2 separate regions of the Homo sapiens genome follow, and region 1 is linked to region 2. A link is an interaction called in ENCODE POLR2A ChIA-PET data of the cell type or tissue named here. Cell type or tissue: CD4-positive, alpha-beta T cell. All regions are shown on one strand. Links, peaks and the distances in the headings refer to the core of each region. The heading gives the core; the rest is flanking DNA. Region 1 overlaps CCDC88C-DT (CCDC88C divergent transcript). Region 2 overlaps CCDC88C (coiled-coil domain containing 88C).

Region 1 (12,739 bases), core at 6,655-11,654, 78 kb before region 2:
GACTTCCCTTTCCGAGTCAAAGAAAGGGGTGAGGGACGCACCTGGAAAATCGGGTCACTCCCACCCGAATATTGCGCTTTTCGGACCGGCTTAAAAAACAGCGCACCACGAGATTATATCCCGCACCTGGCTCAGAGGGTCATACGCCCATGGAGTCTCGCTGATTGCTAGCACAGCAGTCTGAGATCAAACTGCAAGGTGGCAGCGAGGCTGGGGGAGGGGCGCCCGCCATTGCCCAGGCTTCCTTAGGTAAACAAAGCAGCCTGGAAGCTCGAACTGGGTGGAGCCCACAGCAGCTCAAGGAGGCCTGCCTGCCTCTGTAGGCTCCACCTCTGGGGGCAGGGCACAGACAAACAAAAAGACAGCAGTAACCTCTGCAGACTTAAATGTCCCTGTCTGACAGCTTTGAAGAGAGCAGTGGTTCTCCCAGCACGCAGCTGGAGATCTGAGAACGGGCAGACTGCCTCCTCAAGTGGGTCCCTGACCCCTGACCCCCGAGCAGCCTAACTGGGAGGCACCCCCCAGCAGGGGCACACTGACACCTCACACGGCAGGGTATTCCAACAGACCTGCAGCTGAGGGTCCTGTCTGTTAGAAGGAAAACTAACAAACAGAAAGGACATCCACACCAAAAACCCATCTGTACATCACCATCATCAAAGACCAAAAGTAGATAAAACCACAAAGATGGGGAAAAAACAGAACAGAAAAACTGGAAACTCTAAAACGCAGAGCATCTCTCCTCCTCCAAAGGAACGCAGTTCCTCACCAGCAACGGAACAAAGCTGGATGGAGAATGACTTTGACGAGCTGAGAGAAGAAGGCTTCAGACGATCAAATTACTCTGAGCTACGGGAGGACATTCAAACCAAAGGCAAAGAAGTTGACAACTTTGAAAAAAATTTAGAAGAATGTATAACTAGAATAACCAATACAGAGAAGTGCTTAAAGGAGCTGATGGAGCTGAAAACCAAGGCTCGAGAACTACGTGAAGAATGCAGAAGCCTCAGGAGCTGATGCGATCAACTGGAAGAAAGGGTATCAGCGATGGAAGATGAAATGAATGAAATGAAGCGAGAAGGGAAGTTTAGAGAAAAAAGAATAAAAAGAAATGAGCAAAGCCTCCAAGAAATATGGGACTATGTGAAAAGACCAAATCTACATCTGATTGGTGTACCTGAAAGTGATGGGGAGAATGGAACCAAGTTGGAAAACACTCTGCAGGATATTATCCAGGAGAACTTCCCCAATCTAGCAAGGCAGGCCAACGTTCAGATTCAGGAAATACAGAGAACGCCACAAAGATACTCCTTGAGAAGAGCAACTCCAAGACACATAATTGTCAGATTCACCAAAGTTGAAATGAAGGAAAAAATGTTAAGGGCAGCCAGAGAGAAAGGTCGGGTTACCCTCAAAGGGAAGCCCATCAGACTAACAGCGGATCTCTCGGCAGAAACCCTACAAGCCAGAAGAGAGTGGGGGCCAATATTCAACATTCTTAAAGGAAAGAATTTTCAACCCAGAATTTCATATCCAGCCAAACTAAGCTTCATAAGTGAAGGAGAAATAAAATACTTTACAGACAAGCAAATGCTGAGAGATTTTGTCACCACCAGGCCTGCCCTAAAAGAGCTCCTGAAGGAAGAGCTAAACATGGAAAGGAACAACCAGTACCAGCCGCTGCAAAATCATGCCAAAATGTAAAGACCATCGAGACTAGGAAGAAACTGCATCAACTAACGAGCAAAATCACCAGCTAACATCATAATGAGAGGATCAAATTCACACATAACAATATTAACTTTAAATGTAAATGGACTAAATGCTCCAATTAAAAGACACAGACTGGCAAATTGGATAAAGAGTCAAGACCCATCAGTGTGCTGTATTCAGGAAACCCATCTCATGTGCAGAGACACACATAGGCTCAAAATAAAAAGATGGAGGAAGATCTACCAAGCAAATGGAAAACAAAAAAAGGCAGGGGTTGCAATCCTAGTGTCTGATAAAACAGACTTTAAACCAACAAGGATCAAAAGAGACAAAGAAGGCCATTACATAATGGTAAAAGGATCAATTCAACAAGAAGAGCTAACTATCCTAAATATATATGCACCCAATACAGGAGCACCCAGATTCATAAAGCAAGTCCTGAGTGACCTACAAAGAGACTTAGACTCCCACACATTAATAATGGGAGACTTTAACACCCCACTGTCAACATTAGACAGATCAACGAGACAGAAAGTCAACAAGGATACCCAGGAATTGAACTCAGCTCTGCACCAAGCGGACCTAATAGACATCTACAGAACTCTCCACCCCAAATCAACAGAATATACATTTTTTTCAGCACCACACCACACCTATTCCAAAATTGACCACATAGTTGGAAGTAAAGCTCTCCTCAGCAAATGTAAAAGAACAGAAATTATAACAAACTATCTCTCAGACCACAGTGCAATCAAACTAGAACTCAGGATTAAGAATCTCACTCAAAACCGCTCAACTACATGGAAACTGAACAACCTGCTCCTGAATGACTACTGGATACATAACGAAATGAAGGCAGAAATAAAGATGTTCTTTGAAACCAATGAGAACAAAGACACAACATACCAGAATCTCTGGGACGCATTCAAAGCAGTGTGTAGAGGGAAATTTATAGCACTAAATGCCCACAAGAGAAAGCAGGAAAGATCCAAAATTGACACCCTAACATCACAATTAAAAGAACTAGAAAAGCAAGAGCAAACACATTCAAAAGCTAGCAGAAGGCAAGAAATAACTAAAACCAGAGCAGAACTGAAGGAAATAGAGACACAAAAAACCCTTCAAAAAATTAATGAATCCAGGAGCTGGTTTTTTGAAAGGATCAACAAAATTGATAGACTGCTAGCAAGACTAATAAAGAAAAAAAGAGAGAAGAATCAAATAGACACAATAAAAAATGATAAAGGGGATATCACCACCGATCCCACAGAAATACAAACTACCATCAGAGAATACTACAAACACCTCTACGCAAATAAACTAGAAAATCTAGAAGAAATGGATAAATTCCTCAACACATACACTCTCCCAAGACTAAACCAGGAAGAAGTTGAATCTCTGAATAGACCAATAACAGGAGCTGAAATTGTGGCAATAATCAATAGTTTACCAACCAAAAAGAGTCCAGGACCAGATGGATTCACAGCCGAATTCTATCAGAGGTACAAGGAGGAACTGGTACCATTCCTTCTGAAACTATTCCAATCAATAGAAAAAGAGGGAATCCTCCCTAACTCATTTTATGAGGCCAGCATCATTCTGATACCAAAGCCAGGCAGAGACACAACCAAAAAAGAGAATTTTAGACCAATATCCTTGATGAACATTGATGCAAAAATCCTCAATAAAATACTGGCAAAACGAATCCAGCAGCACATCAAAAAGCTTATCCACCATGATCAAGTGGGCTTCATCCCTGGGATGCAAGGCTGGTTCAATATATGCAAATCAATAAATGTAATCCAGCATATAAACAGAGCCAAAGACAAAAACCACATGATTATCTCAATAGATGCAGAAAAAGCCTTTGACAAAATTCAACAACCCTTCATGCTAAAAACTCTCAATAAATTAGGTATTGATGGGACGTATTTCAAAATAATAAGAGCTATCTATGACAAACCCACAGCCAATATCATACTGAATGGGCAAAAACTGGAAGCATTCCCTTTGAAAACTGGCACAAGACAGGGATGCCCTCTCTCACCACTCCTATTCAACATAGTGTTGGAAGTTCTGGCCAGGGCAATTAGGCAGGAGAAGAAAAGAAAGGGTATTCAATTAGGAAAAGAGGAAGTCAAATTGTCCCTGTTTGCAGATGACATGATTGTATATCTAGAAAACCCCATTGTCTCAGCCCAAAATCTCCTTAAGCTGATAAGCAACTTCAGCAAAGTCTCAGGATATAAAATCAATGTACAAAAATCACAAGCATTCTTATACACCAATAACAGACAAACAGAGAGCCAAATCATGAGTGAACTCTCATTCACAATTGCTTCAAAGAGAATAAAATACCTAGGAATCCAACTTACAAGGGAGGTGAAGGACCTCTTCAAGGAGAACTACAAACCACTGCTCAAGGAAATAAAAGAGGATACAAACAAATGGAAGAACATTCCATGCTCATGGGTAGGAAGAATCAATATCGTGAAAATGGCCATACTGCCCAAGGTAATTTACAGATTCAATGCCATCCCCATCAAGCTACCAATGACTTTCTTCACAGAATTGGAAAAAACTACTTTAAAGTTCATACGGAACCAAAAAAGAGCCCGCATTGCCAAGGCAATCCTAAGCCAAAAGAACAAAGCTGGAGGCATCACACTACCTGACTTCAAACTATACTACAAGGCTACAGTAACCAAAACAGCATGGTACTGGTACCAAAACAGAGATATAGATCAATGGAACAGAACAGAGCCCTCAGAAATAATGCCGCATATCTATAACTATCTGATCTTTGACAAACCTGAGAAAAAGAAGCAATAGGGAAAGGATTCCGTATTTAATAAATGGTGCGGGGAAAACTGGCTAGCCGTATGTAGAAAGCTGAAACTGGATCCCTTCCTTACACCTTATACAAAAATCAATGCAAGATGGATTAAAGACTTAAACGTTAGACCTAAAACCATAAAAACCCTAGAAGAAAACCTAGGCATCACCATTCAAGACATAGGCATGGGCAAGGACTTCATGTCCAAAACACCAAAAGCAATGGCAACAAAAGACAAAATTGACAAATGGGATCTAATTAAACTAAAGAGCTTCTGCACAGCAAAAGAAACTACCATGAGAGTGAACAGGCAACCTACAAAATGGGAGAAAATTTTCACAACCTACTCATCTGACAAAGGGCTAATATCCAGAATCTACAATGAACTCAAACAAATTTACAAGAAAAAAACAAACAACCCCATCAAAAAGTGGGCGAAGGACATGAACAGACACTTCTCAAAAGAAGACATTTATGCAGCCAAAAAACACATGAAAAAATGCTAATCATCACTGGCCATCAGAGAAATGCAAATCAAAACCGCAATGAGATACCATCTCACACCAGTTAGAACGGCAATCATTAAAAAGTCAGGAAACAACAGGTGCTGGAGAGGACGTGGAGAAATAGGAACACTTTTACACTGTTGGTGGGACTGTAAACTAGTTCAACCATTGTGGAAGTCAGTGTGGTGATTCCTCAGGGATCTAGAACTAGAAATACCATTTGACCCAGACATCCCATTACTGGGTATATACCCAAAGGACTATAAATCATGCTGCTATAAAGACACATGCACACGTATGTTTATTGCGGCATTATTCACAATAGCAAAGACTTGGAACCAACCCAAATGTCCAACAATGATAGACTGGATTAAGAAAATGTGGCACATATACACCATGGAATACTATGCAGCCATAAAAAATGATGAGTTTATGTCCTTTGTAGGGACATGGATGAAACTGGAAATCATCATTCTCAGTAAACTATCGCAAGAACAAAAAACCAAACACCGCATATTCTCACTCATAGGTGGGAATTGAACAATGAGATCACATGGACACAGGAAGGGGAATATCACACTCTGGGGACTATGGTGGGGTGGGGGGAGGGGGGAGGGATAGCATTGGGAGATATACCTAATGCTAGATGACGAGTTAGTGGGTGCAGTGCACCAGCGTGGCACATGTATACATATGTAACTAACCTGCACAATGTGCACATGTACCCTAAAACTTAAATTAAAAAAAAAAAGAAAAGTCAATCAATGTAATCCACCATATTGACAGGTATAAATATATAACAATACATAACATTTTTGTAGCAAAAACAAAGTCAAAAGAAAAATGATAAACTGGCAGAAAATATATGTGACATACATCACCAAGGGGCAAAAATCCTAATTTATATGAAGAACTCTTTAAAATGTTGACAATGTCCAAAAATCCTATAGATAAATGGAAAAAAGATATTTGAACAGACAGTTCACAAATAGATTTTTTTTTTGAGACAGAGTTTCATTTGTCACTCAGGCTGGAGTGTAGTGGCACGATCTCAGCTCACTGCAACCTCCACCTCCCAAGTTCAAGCAATTCTCCTGCCTCAGCCTCCTGAGTACTGGGATTACAGGTGCCTGCCACCACGTCCCACTAATTTTTGTGTTTTTAGTAGTGACACAGTTTTGCCGTGTTGACCAGGCTGTTCTCAAACTGCTTACCTCAGATGATCTGCCCACATTGGCCTCCCAAAGTGCTGGGATTACAGGTGTGAGCCACCACACCTGGCTGAGATATTAAAAGATGTACTAGAAACATGATGTTCAAGTTCACTTGCAATAAGAGAAAAGGCAAATTAAAACTACAATGAGACTCCATTTCTAATTGATCACATTGCAAAGATTCAAAAGTTTAACAGTCCCCTCTGGTGGTACAGTGGTGGGGTAGAGAAACAAGCACTTTCACATATTGTTGGTGGTTCACTTAGGTCTTTTATTTTTTGAGACAGAGTGTCACTCTGTTGCCCAGGCTGCAGTGCAGTGGCGCGATCTTGGCTCACTGCAAACTCCACCTCCTGGGTTCAAGTGATTCTCCTGCCTCAGCCTCCTGAGTAGCTGGAATTACAGGTGTGCGCCACCATGCCTGGCTCATTTTTGTATTTTTAGTAGAGACAGGTATTCACTATATTGGTCAGGCTGGTCTCGAACTCCTGACCTCAAGTCATCCACCTGCCTTGGCCTCCCAAAGTGCTGGGATTACAGGTGTGAGCCACTGCGCCTGGCCTGGTCTTAACATTTAATCATAAAAAGGTGTTTTCAGAACCCCAGAGTTAGGACCCCCGTTCAAAGGCTGCATCAGGTCCCAAAAATGCTTTGTCCTGTTCTGCCTCAGTTACATGAGCAAAGATTACAGGAAACTTTTCAGCGACAAGGTCTCAAAGTCATTTATTTCCCTGTTGATGTTTTAAAAATACCCTTAAACAAGTAAGCCATTGTTGAAAATGTGCTCACCCTTAGGTATTAAACAATAAATATTAGTCTTGCTTATTGACTGTTACACATGAAAACATGCTACGAGTTTAGAATTTGGAAATGAACCAGCAGAGTCTGGGGCTCAAAGAAATCTCTCTCTTTGCTTCCTCCCGCCAGCTATCTACTCTGTGTCACTTGGCTAGTCCTGTACATTTCAAACCTGTTTCTCTTCCATTACCCAGATACTTCTGGTGCCAGATACTATTGAACACGGATATATTGTGATACATCCTTTAATCCTGCACCTTTACAGTAAACCTATCTTTACCAGATTGAGGCTCCTGCTGGAGGCCAGCTGGCTATGAAAGAGTGAATGAAAGCAATGCTTTCTTGAGCTCTGCTGCTTCAACTTAAAGGCACCTAGGAATCAACTAGGGACCTTGTTCAAATGCAGATTCTTTTTTTTTCTTTTTGAGATGGACTCTCGCTCTGTTGCTCAGGCTGGAGTGCAGTGGCACAATCTTGGCTCACTCCCAGGTTCAAGCAATTCTCATGCCTCAGCCTCCCAAGTAGCTGGGATGCCTGCCACCAAGCCTGGCTAATTTTTTTTTTTTTTTTTTTTTTTTTTTTGTAGAGATGGGGTTTTACCATGTTGGCCAAACTGGTCTCAAACCCCTGACCTCAAGTGATCTGCCTGCATTGGCCTCCCAAAGTGCTGGGATTACAGGCATGAGCCACTGCGCCCAGCCTCAAGTGCAGATTCTGATTCAAGTAGGCCTTGGGAGGGTTCTGAGACTGCATTTTTACCAAGCTTGTGGCTGGATCCACTGACTAGGCTTTGCCAAGCAAGGGGCCATGAAAGAAATTTGGGTAGGCTCCCCAGCGTTGGTGACACAACTCAGTCTTCCTATCCCATCCAAATCCCCCAAGCCCTCCACATTCAATCACCAACCCTCCTCTCCACCTCCCCTGCTCTAGTTTGGACCCTGATCACCCTCACAGGAATTATTGCAAAACTCTCCTGATTTAATCTCCTTGCCTTTTTTCCTCTTTAATCCTGTTTTTGAGGTTGCACAGAGATCTTTCTAAGATGCAAACCTTGGCCAGGCATGGTGGCTCATGCCTGTAACCCCAGCACTTTGGGAGGCTGAGGTGGGTGGATCACCTGGGGCCAGGAGTTCGAGACCAGCCTGGCCAACATGGTACAATCCCATCCAGTAAAAATGCAAAAATTAGCCAGGTATGGTGACACACACCTGTAATCCCAGCTACTTGGGAGGCTGAGGCAGGAGAATCACTTGAACCTGGGAGGTAGAGTATATTCGTCTGTTCTCACGCTGCTAATAAAGACATACCCAAGACTGGGTAATTTATACAGAAAAGAAGTTTAATTGACTTACAGTTCCATATGGTTGGGGAGGCCTCACGATCATGGAAGAAGGTGAATGAGGAGCAAAGTCACATCTTATACAGTGGCAGGAAAGAGAGCTTGTGCAGGGGAACTCCCATTTACAAAACCATCAGATCTCATGAGATTTATTCACTACTGTGAGAACAGTATGGGGGAAACCATCCCCATCATTCAATTATCTCCACCTAGTCCCGCCCTTGACACATGGGAATTATTACAGTTCAAGGTGAGATTTGGGTGGGGACACAGAGCCAAACCATATCATTTTGCCCCTGGCCCCTCCCAAATCTCATGTCTTCATATTTCAAAACTAATCATGCCTTCCCAACAGTCCTCCAAAGTCTTAACTCATTTTAGCATTAACCCAAAAGTCCAAGTCCAAAGTCTTATCTGAGACAAGACAAGTCCCTTCTGCCTATGAGCCTGTAAAACCAAAAGCAAGTTAGTTACTTCCTAGATACAATGGGGGTACAGGCATTTGGTAAATACACCTGTTCCAAATGGGAGAAATTGGCCAAAATCAAGGCTCCATGCAAGTCCAAACTCCAGCAAGGCAGTCATTAAATCTTAAAGCTCCAAAATGATCTCCTTTGACTCCATGTCTCACATCCAGGTCACACTGATACAAGAGGTGGGTCTTTATGGTCTTGGGCAGCTCCACCCTGTGGTTTTGCAGGGTACAGCCCCACTCCTGGCTGCTTTCATTGGCTGGTGTTGAGTATCTGTGGCTTTTCCAGGCCCACAGTCCAAGCTGTTGGTAGGTCGACCATTCTGTGATCTGGAGGACAGTGGCCCTCCTCTCACAGCTCCACTAGGTGGTGCCCTAGTGGGGACTCTGTGTGGGGACTCTGACCCCACGTTTCCCTTCCACACTGCACTAGCAGAGGTTCTTCATGAGGGCACCGCCTCTGCAGCACACCCCTACCTGGACATCCTGGCATTTCCATACATCCTCTGAAATCTAGGCAGAGGTTCCCAAACCTCAATTATTGACTCCTGTGCACCCACAGGCCCAATACCAGGTTGAAGCTGCCAAGGTTTGGGGCTTCACCCTCTGAAGCAATGGCCTGAGTTCTACATTGGCCCCTTTCAGCCACGGCTGGGACACAGGGCACCAAGTCCCCAGATTACACAAAGCAACGGGGCCCTGAATCCGGCCCAGGAAACCATGTTTTCCTCCTAGGCCTCCAGGCTTGTGATGGGAGGGGCTGCCATGAAGACCTCTGACATGTTCTGGAGACATTTTCTCCATTGCCTTAGTGATTAACATTTGGCTCCTAGTTACTTACACAAATTTCTGCAGTGGGTTGAATTTTCCCCTCAGAAAATGGGTTTTTCTTTTCTGTGGCATCATCGGGCTGCAAATTTTCCTAACTTTTATGCTCTGCTTCCCTTTTAAACAGAAGTTCCAATTCCAAACCATGTCTTTGTGAATACATAAAACTGAATTTTTTTTTTGAGACTGAGTCTCACCTTTTTTAAGTCTCACTTTTTTTTTTTTTTCCGAGACTGAGTCTCACCCAGGCTGGAGTGGCACAATCTCTGCTCACTGCAACCTCTGCCTCCCAGGTTCAAGCAATTCTTGTGCCTCAGCCTCCCAAGTAGCTGGAATTACAGGTGCAAGCACACCACTTCACCTGGCTGATCTTTATATTTTTAATAGAGACAGGATTTTGCTCTGTTGGCCAGGCTGGTCTGGAACTCCTGACCTCAACTGATCCGCCAGCTTTGGCCTCCCAAAGTGCTGAGATTACAGGTGTGAGCCACCAAACCTAGCCAAGACTGAATGCTTTTAACGGCACTTAAATCACCTCTTGAATGCTTTGCTGCTTAGAAATTTCTTCCAAACAGATACCTTAAATCATCTCTCTCAAGTTCGAAGTTTCACAGATCTCTAGGGCAGGAGCAAAATGCTGCCAGTCTCTTAGTGCTAAAGTAACAAGAGTGACCTTTACTCCAGTTCCCAACAAGTTCCTAATCTGCATCTGAGACCACCACAGCCTGGACCTTATTGTCCTTATCACTATCAGCATTTTGGTCAAAGCCATTCAACAACTCTCTAGGAAGTTCCAAACTTTCCCACATCTTCCTGTCTTCTGAGCCCTCCAACTCTCTAGGAAGTTCCAAACTTTCCCATATTTTCCTGTCATCTTCTGAGACCTCCAAACTCTTCCAACCTCTACCTATTACCCAGTTCCAAAGTTGCTTCCAAATTTTTGAGTATCTTTACTGTAACACCTCACTACCTGGTACCAATTTACTGTATTAGTCTGTTCTCACACTGCTAATAAACACATACCCGAGACTGGGGAATTTACAAAGGAAAGAGGTTTAATGGACTCACAGTTCCGCACGGCTGGGGAGGTCGCACAATCGTGGCAGAAGGCAAATGAGGAACAAAGTCACATCTCACAAGGCGGGAGGCAAGAGAGCTTGTGCGCAGGAACTCCCATTTATAAAACCACCAGATCTCGTGAGACTTATTCACTACCATGAGAACTGTATGGGTGAAACCGCCTCCATGATTCAATTATCTCCACCTGGCCCCACCCTTGACATGTGGGGATTATTACAATTCAAGGTGATAATTTGGGCGGGGACACAAAGCCAAACCATATCATGGAGGTTGCAGTGAGCCAAGATTGCATCACTGCACTCCAGCCTGGGTGACTGAGTCTGTCTCAAAAAAAAAAAAAAAGAAAAGAAAAAGAAAAGCAAACCTAGTCAAGGCCCATTCCAGCTTTAGCCCTTTTGCTGGCTCCCACCTTTCCTTAAGATAAAGTCCAAACTCCTGGACTGAGCCCACTGGCCCTCTCACAAGCTGGGCCCTGCCCACCTCCCCCATATCCCAGTAACATCACCTCCCTCTGTGTCTCGGCAATGTTGTGGTTCCCACATGCCTTTCCACATGGTGTGCCCTCTGCCTCGAATGTCCTTACTGTGAGTCCTAGTAAGGGAAAAGGAGCTAGGCTTGGCAGGACCAGGGGAAAGCAAAAGGAGAAAGCAGATAAGCTGTAAGTCAGCCTTTGTTTATGGTCCAGGACACACAGCCCTCCTTCACGAATAACTCATAATCTTCCTGCACCCAACTTATCAGCAGACCTTCGGCTGATAGAAAAATGCAAGTTAGCTCACTGCAACCTTGGCATTACCAGCACTGCACAAAGCTCTCTTCAGCACACAGTACAAGCGGCATACCGTAAAATCCCCAGCAAGCCTTCGTCTCTTTGCAGTCAGCTCTTCTCTTGCTGACCTGCCCATTGCTTCCTTGCAACATGTTTTCCTAGTTTCTCTAATAAATCTGCCTTTCCTCACTGACAACTATCTTAGTAAAATTTTTTTATCACCCTCATGACAGCGGCCCCAGAAAGTCACCACGTGCAACATTTCCCACCTATCTGCAGGACAAGCTTTTATTCAGCCTTAAGTACTCTGGCCAAATATCACATCCTCAGCAAAGCCTTTCACAATTCCCCAAAAGAAGTTAAGGTGTAAACACACTCTCCATTGTACTATTTCTGTACCTTATACATGCTTTCCAAGATGCTGTCCCTCCTATGCACGATCAAGCTCTTAAAGTCAAGGGTCACGTCTAGTCTTCATTATGTTGTCACTGAAGACGTAGTTCTGAGCTAACACATAGCTTTACAATACAGCTTATGTCTTCAGCGCCTGTGATCAGGAAGAGAAAGCATGGAACCATTCAGGATGCCTGGCTTTTAGTCCCAAATCTAAATTTGCTCAGCCAATTTAGGCAGATCACATTAATTAGACTCTCTTTTCCATTGAGATTTATGACAAATGACAGTATAAGTGAAAATGCTTTGAAAAATATCAAGTGCTATAAATGCAACAATTTAATAATTTCAACGATCAAAAAAGCCACTTTTCATTGAACACTTAGGCTGTACCAGGTGCTTTACATAGATTGTTCCTCATTCTGACAGCATTCCTGGGAGGGAGGTAGCAGGAGCCACACTGTGTAGACAAGAAAACCTTTGCTAAGAGACATTAAGAATTTGTTTCAAGTCACACTGCTAGTAGATGGCACAGCCAGGACTCAAACCCATATATCTGGTGACCCCAAATTTATGCATTTTCTAGTAAGGTTTCATGTAAGGTTGTCTTATGACATAAAACTATATTGTATGGCCGGGCGTGGTGGCTCACACCTGTAATCCCGGCACTTTGGGAGGCCAAGGCAGGTGTGTCAATTGAAGTCAGGAGTTCGAGACCAGCCTGGCCAACATGGTGAAACCCTGTCTCTACTAAAAATACAAAAATTAGCTGGGTGTGGTGGTGCATGCCT
Region 2 (5,606 bases), core at 1-5,000:
ACTGACTTGACATGGGCAGCAGAGAGACACTAGAGTAAAGGGCCACTAGTCAGAGTGCCCCCGGGAGGCTCCTGCACCATTCCACACAGGCATGCAGCTTAGCGCCTGCCAGAGTCCACGTTTGATAAATATGTGTGCCTGGTTATGTTAATGCCGGGGGGTGGGGGCACGTGGTGACATGAGGATTCCACAGGGGCCGCTCCCCAGAATGTGAGCCCGTGCGTAGAGGTGCCTGCCTCCTTCCCCATGGGTGGGGACACATATGATGGAGCATCCCCATGTGCCCACCCACGGGGAACTCTCCACCTTGAGTATTCCTCGGCAGTGCCTAGGAAGTACCCCAACTGTTAAAATAATAATAAACAGCTCTTCTCGTTGTAAGCTGAGCCCTCAGGAGGGCCCTCAGAGCCGTGCCCATGTGAGTGAGTGTTGGGGTGTGCCCGTGTACTGAGGAGAGACAACAGGGTCGTGTTCAGTGCACTGCTGTTTTCAAATCACTGTGACAGCCTCGTGAGCATCCTTATGAAATAACTGGTTTTTAAGTACAAAACCAGGGAAAGCAGTTAGTGGTTCACACCAGCATGTAAGCCAGAAGAGAAGAGAATGTAGAATAAGTAAGCACACATACGTGCCGTAGAAGAGAGAAACTGAAACTGCTCTCTTTGCGGTTCTAACCCAGGTACTTGATGCTAACAGTTAACCTCACTCAGTCAGCAAACGCTGGTTAAACAACCTGCGTGGGACCACCGGGATCAGAAGCGAAACCACATAGCTCCCTGCTTTGGAAGGAAACATAAATAAGTTAGGAGATGGTAGGTAGTGGTGGACCCGGGGACAGATCTTAGTTCTGTGACTCAGCCTTTCTGAGCTGCATCCTTCTATTTCTGAGATGGAGTCATCATGCCGTCCTCGGGGGATTGCTTTTAGAATTAAGTCACATGGTAGCATGCCGTATATTAAGGTGCAGTAATGGTGGTCTGTAGGAGGGAAGGGCAGAATTACTCTATGGAATATGGTCAGTCCTTCCAGGTTGTGAGGGTTAAACCCTGAGCCTGGCTGGTCATTTGCAGGTCCTGGGCCTCTGTGGTTGTGGGGAGCTGAGTTAGCAAGACAGAGGAATCAGTTTCACTGCTTTATCTCTGACCCCTGTTCGTCTGTGGAGAGACATCACTGTGCCTTTGACCCCAGCAAGGGCAGAGAGTGTGCAGTTTGGGGCAGGAAGGGAAAGGGATGCTTGCCTGCCATTGCTTAAATCCCCAGCTTCACACCTCAGTCATTGTTTATACACAACAAGAATTAGTTCCTGTATCCAGAAATCAGAAAGTGTCTTCTGTCTGGGCATGGTGGCTCACACCTGTAATCCCGGCACTTTGGGAGGCCAAGACGGATGAATCACTTGAGGTCAGGAGCTCAAGACCAGCCTGGCCAACATGGTGAAACCCTGTCTCTACTAAAAAATACAAAAATTAGCCAGGCGTGGTGGTGGGTGCCTGTAGTCCCAGCTACTTGGGAGGCCGAGGCAGGAGAATCTCTTGAACCCGGGAGGCGGAGTTTGCAGTGAGCCGAAATTGTGCCACTGCACTCCAACCTGGGTGACAGAGTGAGACTCTGTCTCCAAAAAAAAAAAAAAGTGTCTTCTGAACATGTGCATGACTACAGCTTAAAGAACCAGAGTGGAGTCAAAAAGGACTATACACATTATGTACCAGTCATGGAAGGAAGATAGGTTTTGTTCCATGTGTTAACTTCCATTAACTGGTAGTCTGTGGAGGGCTGTGTTCAGAAGGATTCTGAGGCCTAGTTCCACCCTAAGTCAGAAAGTGCTGTGATTGACTAATCATGTCTGCCATGGACTCAGAGTTAGCAAGTCGGGGAATTTTCAAACCTTGATATAATGCACATTTTAGAGGATGGTGTATTTTAATTGTGCAACTACTTTTCTATCCTCACCTCTGCCCTTAGAAACGTGTGCTATCAGGCAGTTTCCCTTTTGTTTTGGAAGCTTATGACTGTTAACGTCTGCAGCTTTCTATATAGCTTATGTTGGCCTGCCTGCATTGCATTTCTGCTAAGAAAGGCTGGGGTGAATTTCTTTGTGTCAAGACTCCAGGAAGCAGGTAGTAAGGTAAGGTTTTTCTTAGACTCAGCTATTGACTCAGGCCGTCCTGGGATTCCCCCAGGGGTTCTCCTATTCTCAACAGAGTGTAGTTGTGTTAAGTGTGGAGTGTGTCCGGTCTGATGTTTCTCGATCCCCGCCCGCAGTGGTTGCTTGTGACTTTTTTGGTGTAGAAATTCACGTCGTTTTATAACCTGCCCCCGTTTCTCCCTCTGAACAGCAGCTCGAGTAAGTGTAACCATAAAGCACTTATACTTTGACAAGCAGCGTGCTCTCTTACCTCTTGGCCTTCGCATGTGCTGTTCCCTGGGCCTGGAAAGCCCACACTTGCCTACCCGATAAGTCTGTCTCCTCCTTATCTGTGGAACTCAGCTCAAAGGTTATTCCCTTTAGAGTCCTTGCCCTGGGCCTTGCTGCAAATTAGAAGTTCCTTTCCCGGGTTCCCATAGCATTTATCAGCTTTCTGATTGCTGGTTTGGCTCCCAGCACATAGTAGGTACTTGGCAGGGAGCTGTCTGTAGGTTTGTTTGATCTTGGCCTGCTTGACTGTGTCACTGAGCCAGTCTTACTGGCAAGGACCCAGGAGGGAATCTTCTGCTGTGTTTTGAAACTATTCAAAACCCACAATCTGGTAGATTTATGGAAATAGCGGTTTTTCTTATGACTGAAATCCTGAAAGAAATTGGGCATCGGCTTCTCATGAGAAATGAGGAAACTTCTGCTTCCCGCCCTGGGCGCTTTTTAAAAAAAAATTTTGTAGGAATCTGTAGGGGTGGGGATCACAGGATGTTTTTGTTAATAAGCAAATGTTTCTATTCACTCAGCCTGGTGAGAGCAAGCATCACTCTGCTTCATTTGAATGAGGGCAGAGGTGAATTTCTTAGTAACCTGTTCATCACCAAAGAGTTTATTTTTTTCATGAATATTTTTCTAAACTTAATTCTCTACCTTTAAAGCCTTTTTCCCTCCTGTTACAAACCTTAGCAAACAGGAATCCATACTCTTCTAACCTGTGCTGTGGGTCAGATTGTTTTCTTGATGTCTAATGGGTGTTGGGATGAATGAGGGAATGAATGAACTCAGGGTTGTCATTGTGTGTGATTGCAGGGTGCTGAGAGAGTAGAACCGTTTGCTCTGTCACCAAACAGCCTCGGAGTGTTGTTTGTTTTTGTGGTGTTTTTTGTTTATTTGTTTGTTTTGGAGACAGGGTCTTGCTCTGTCGCCCAGGCTACAGTGCAGTGGCACAATCAAAGCTCACTGCAGCTTCACCCTCCCAGGCTCAGGCGATCCTCCTACCTCAGCCTCCCAAATAGTGCACCACCAGGCCAGGCTAATTTTTTTTTTTTTTTTTTTTTAATAGAGATAGGGTCTTGGCTGGGCGCAGTGGCTCACACCTGTAATCCCAGCACTTTGGGAGGCCAAGGCAAGCAGATCACTTGAGGTCAGGAGTTTGAGACAAGCCTGGCCAACATGGTGAAACCCCATCTCTAATGAAAATACAAAAATTGGCTGGGCATGGTGGTGTGCGCCTGTAATCCCAGCTACTCGGGAGGCTGAGGCAGGAGAATCGCTTGAACCCAGGAGGCAGAGGTTGCAGTGAGCTGAGCTTGCACCACTGCACTCTAGCCTGGGTGACAGAGCGAGACTCCATCTCAAAAACTCACCATTTTTTATGGCTGCATAGTATTCCATGGTGTATATGTGCCACATTTTCTTTATCCAGTCTATGGTTGTTGGACATTTAGGTTGGTTCCAAGTCTTTGCTATTGTGAATAGTGCCACTATAAACGTACGTGTGCATGTGTCTTTATAGCAGCATGATTTATAATCCTTTGGGTATATACCCAGTAATGGGATGGCTGGGTCAAATGGTATTTCTAGTTCTAGATCCCTGAGGAATCGCCACACTGACTTCCACAAGGGTTGAACTGGTTTACAGTCCCACCAACAGTGTAAAAGTGTTCCTGTTTCTCCACATCCTCTCCAGCACCTGTTGTTTCCTGACTTTTTAATGATCGCCATTCTAACTGGTGTGAGATGGTATCTCATTGTGGTTTTGATTTGCATTTCTCTGATGGCCAGTGATGGTGAGCATTTTTTCATGTGTTTTTTGGCTGCATAAATGTCTTCTTTTGAGAAGTGTCTGTTCATGTCCTTCACCCACTTTTTGATGGGGTTGTTTGTTTTTTTCTTGTAAATTTGTTTGAGTTCACCCGGCCTCAGAGTGTAGTTTTGAGCCCTCTAGTGTGTGTGCAAGGTTTCTGGTCTCTTCCTTGCTCTCAGAACACCATCAGTGAGCCTCTCTAGCACTTTCCTCCCTTTTAATTTGCTGTTGTAATGTGCTTTGGGCTGGGGAAATGGATCACCAGAGTTGTCCAAATGATTCTACAGTGTGATGTAATTAGTTTATTTGGGGACTTTGCTGCGAATAGAGTACATAAAGATTTTCTGTGCAAACCCTGACTTCTGTTTGGGCTGATCTCAGGCCCTTAAGTGCTTTCTTAGTGTTTCAGCTCCTGTGGTGGGTACAGTACCAGGTGAGTGGCCTTTCAAAAAGTGAGTCTCATTGTAGGAAGACAAGCCAGTGACGGCTGGGAAGGGTCTGTGCCTCTTATATCCAGCATGGGCATGTGATGAGCACTTGCCAGTGATCTGTGGGCCGACAAAAGGGAAAGGGGGAGGTGGGTGACTTGGGCTGAGCCGGCAAGCACTGTCAGAAAGACTGATTGGAGGCTTTGTTAACACTCATGTGGGCATTCCCTTTTCTCTCTCTTTTTTTGAGACAGAGTCTTCCTTTGTCGCCAAGGCTGGAGTGCAGTGGAGCAATTTCAGCTCACTGCAACCTCCGCCTCCTGGGTTCAAGTGATTCTCCTGCCTCAACCTCCCAAGCAGCTGGGATTACAGACGCGTGCCACCACGCCCAGCTAATTTTTGTACCTTTGGTAGAGTCGAGGTTTCACCATGTTGGCCAGGCTGGTTTCGAACTCCTGACCTCACCTCCCACCTTGGCCTCCCAAAGTGCTAGGATTACAGGCATGAGCCACTGTGCCCAGCCCCTTTTCTCTTTATCGAAACTAAAATTAAGTGGCTGATGAATAGCTCCACGTTAATAGGGAAGTGAGTCACTGTGGTGATATTTATTCTATGGATTAGAGTATCTTGGGCCAAATAAAAGATCTCAAGTAAAAAAAAAAAATCCTAAGATTTTGAGAATTTTTCCATTTCAAATATTGATGAATTTCTACACTTACTAGCAGGAGAAGGATTTAACCTTAGAAGATTGCTTTGCAACGCTGAGCCTTATTCTCAGGTGTGTCCTCCAGAGCAGGAAAGTGGCCTTAGACCCTGTGGTCCAACCCACCAGTCTCTCCCTGCCCTGCCTTCAGGCTGGGGGGCGGGGTGTGTTTCTGGTTCAGTGAACCCCCAGTTCCCAGTTCTGAGGCTTGACAATGATGTCATTATCTCAAGGAAAGCCAATTTTAGCTATTTC

The links. Peaks named below come from ENCODE experiments on the same cell type or tissue, not always from the same donor. Only the 100,000 strongest peaks of a DNase experiment are listed, where the experiment ranks them.
Region 1: POLR2A ChIA-PET joins it to region 2 with 5 read pairs; 16 of 35 experiments call an interaction of 5 or more read pairs at or near these places.

What each region holds. Positions count from the first base shown.
Region 1 is chr14:91,423,937-91,436,675 of GRCh38, reverse strand. CCDC88C-DT (CCDC88C divergent transcript) reads right to left here. Exons shown (of 3, transcript NR_184261.1): 3 at 11,817-12,102. Among named protein-coding and RNA genes, the nearest start is that of CCDC88C-DT, 12 kb to the right of the region's middle. In CD4-positive, alpha-beta T cell, for the core only: CTCF peaks have their summits at 9,060 (motif pointing left) and 9,265 (motif pointing right); DNase peaks (open chromatin) are centred at 9,245 and 10,845.
Region 2 is chr14:91,346,188-91,351,793 of GRCh38, reverse strand. All of the region lies in intron 4 of CCDC88C (coiled-coil domain containing 88C), which reads left to right. Among named protein-coding and RNA genes, the nearest start is that of CCDC88C, 69 kb to the left of the region's middle. RefSeq lists enhancers at 856-905, 1,026-1,075, 2,453-2,532. In CD4-positive, alpha-beta T cell, for the core only: no CTCF peak of the experiment used is centred there; DNase peaks (open chromatin) are centred at 673, 1,231, 2,173 and 2,653; H3K4me3 peaks cover 2,008 bases; H3K27ac peaks cover 3,546 bases.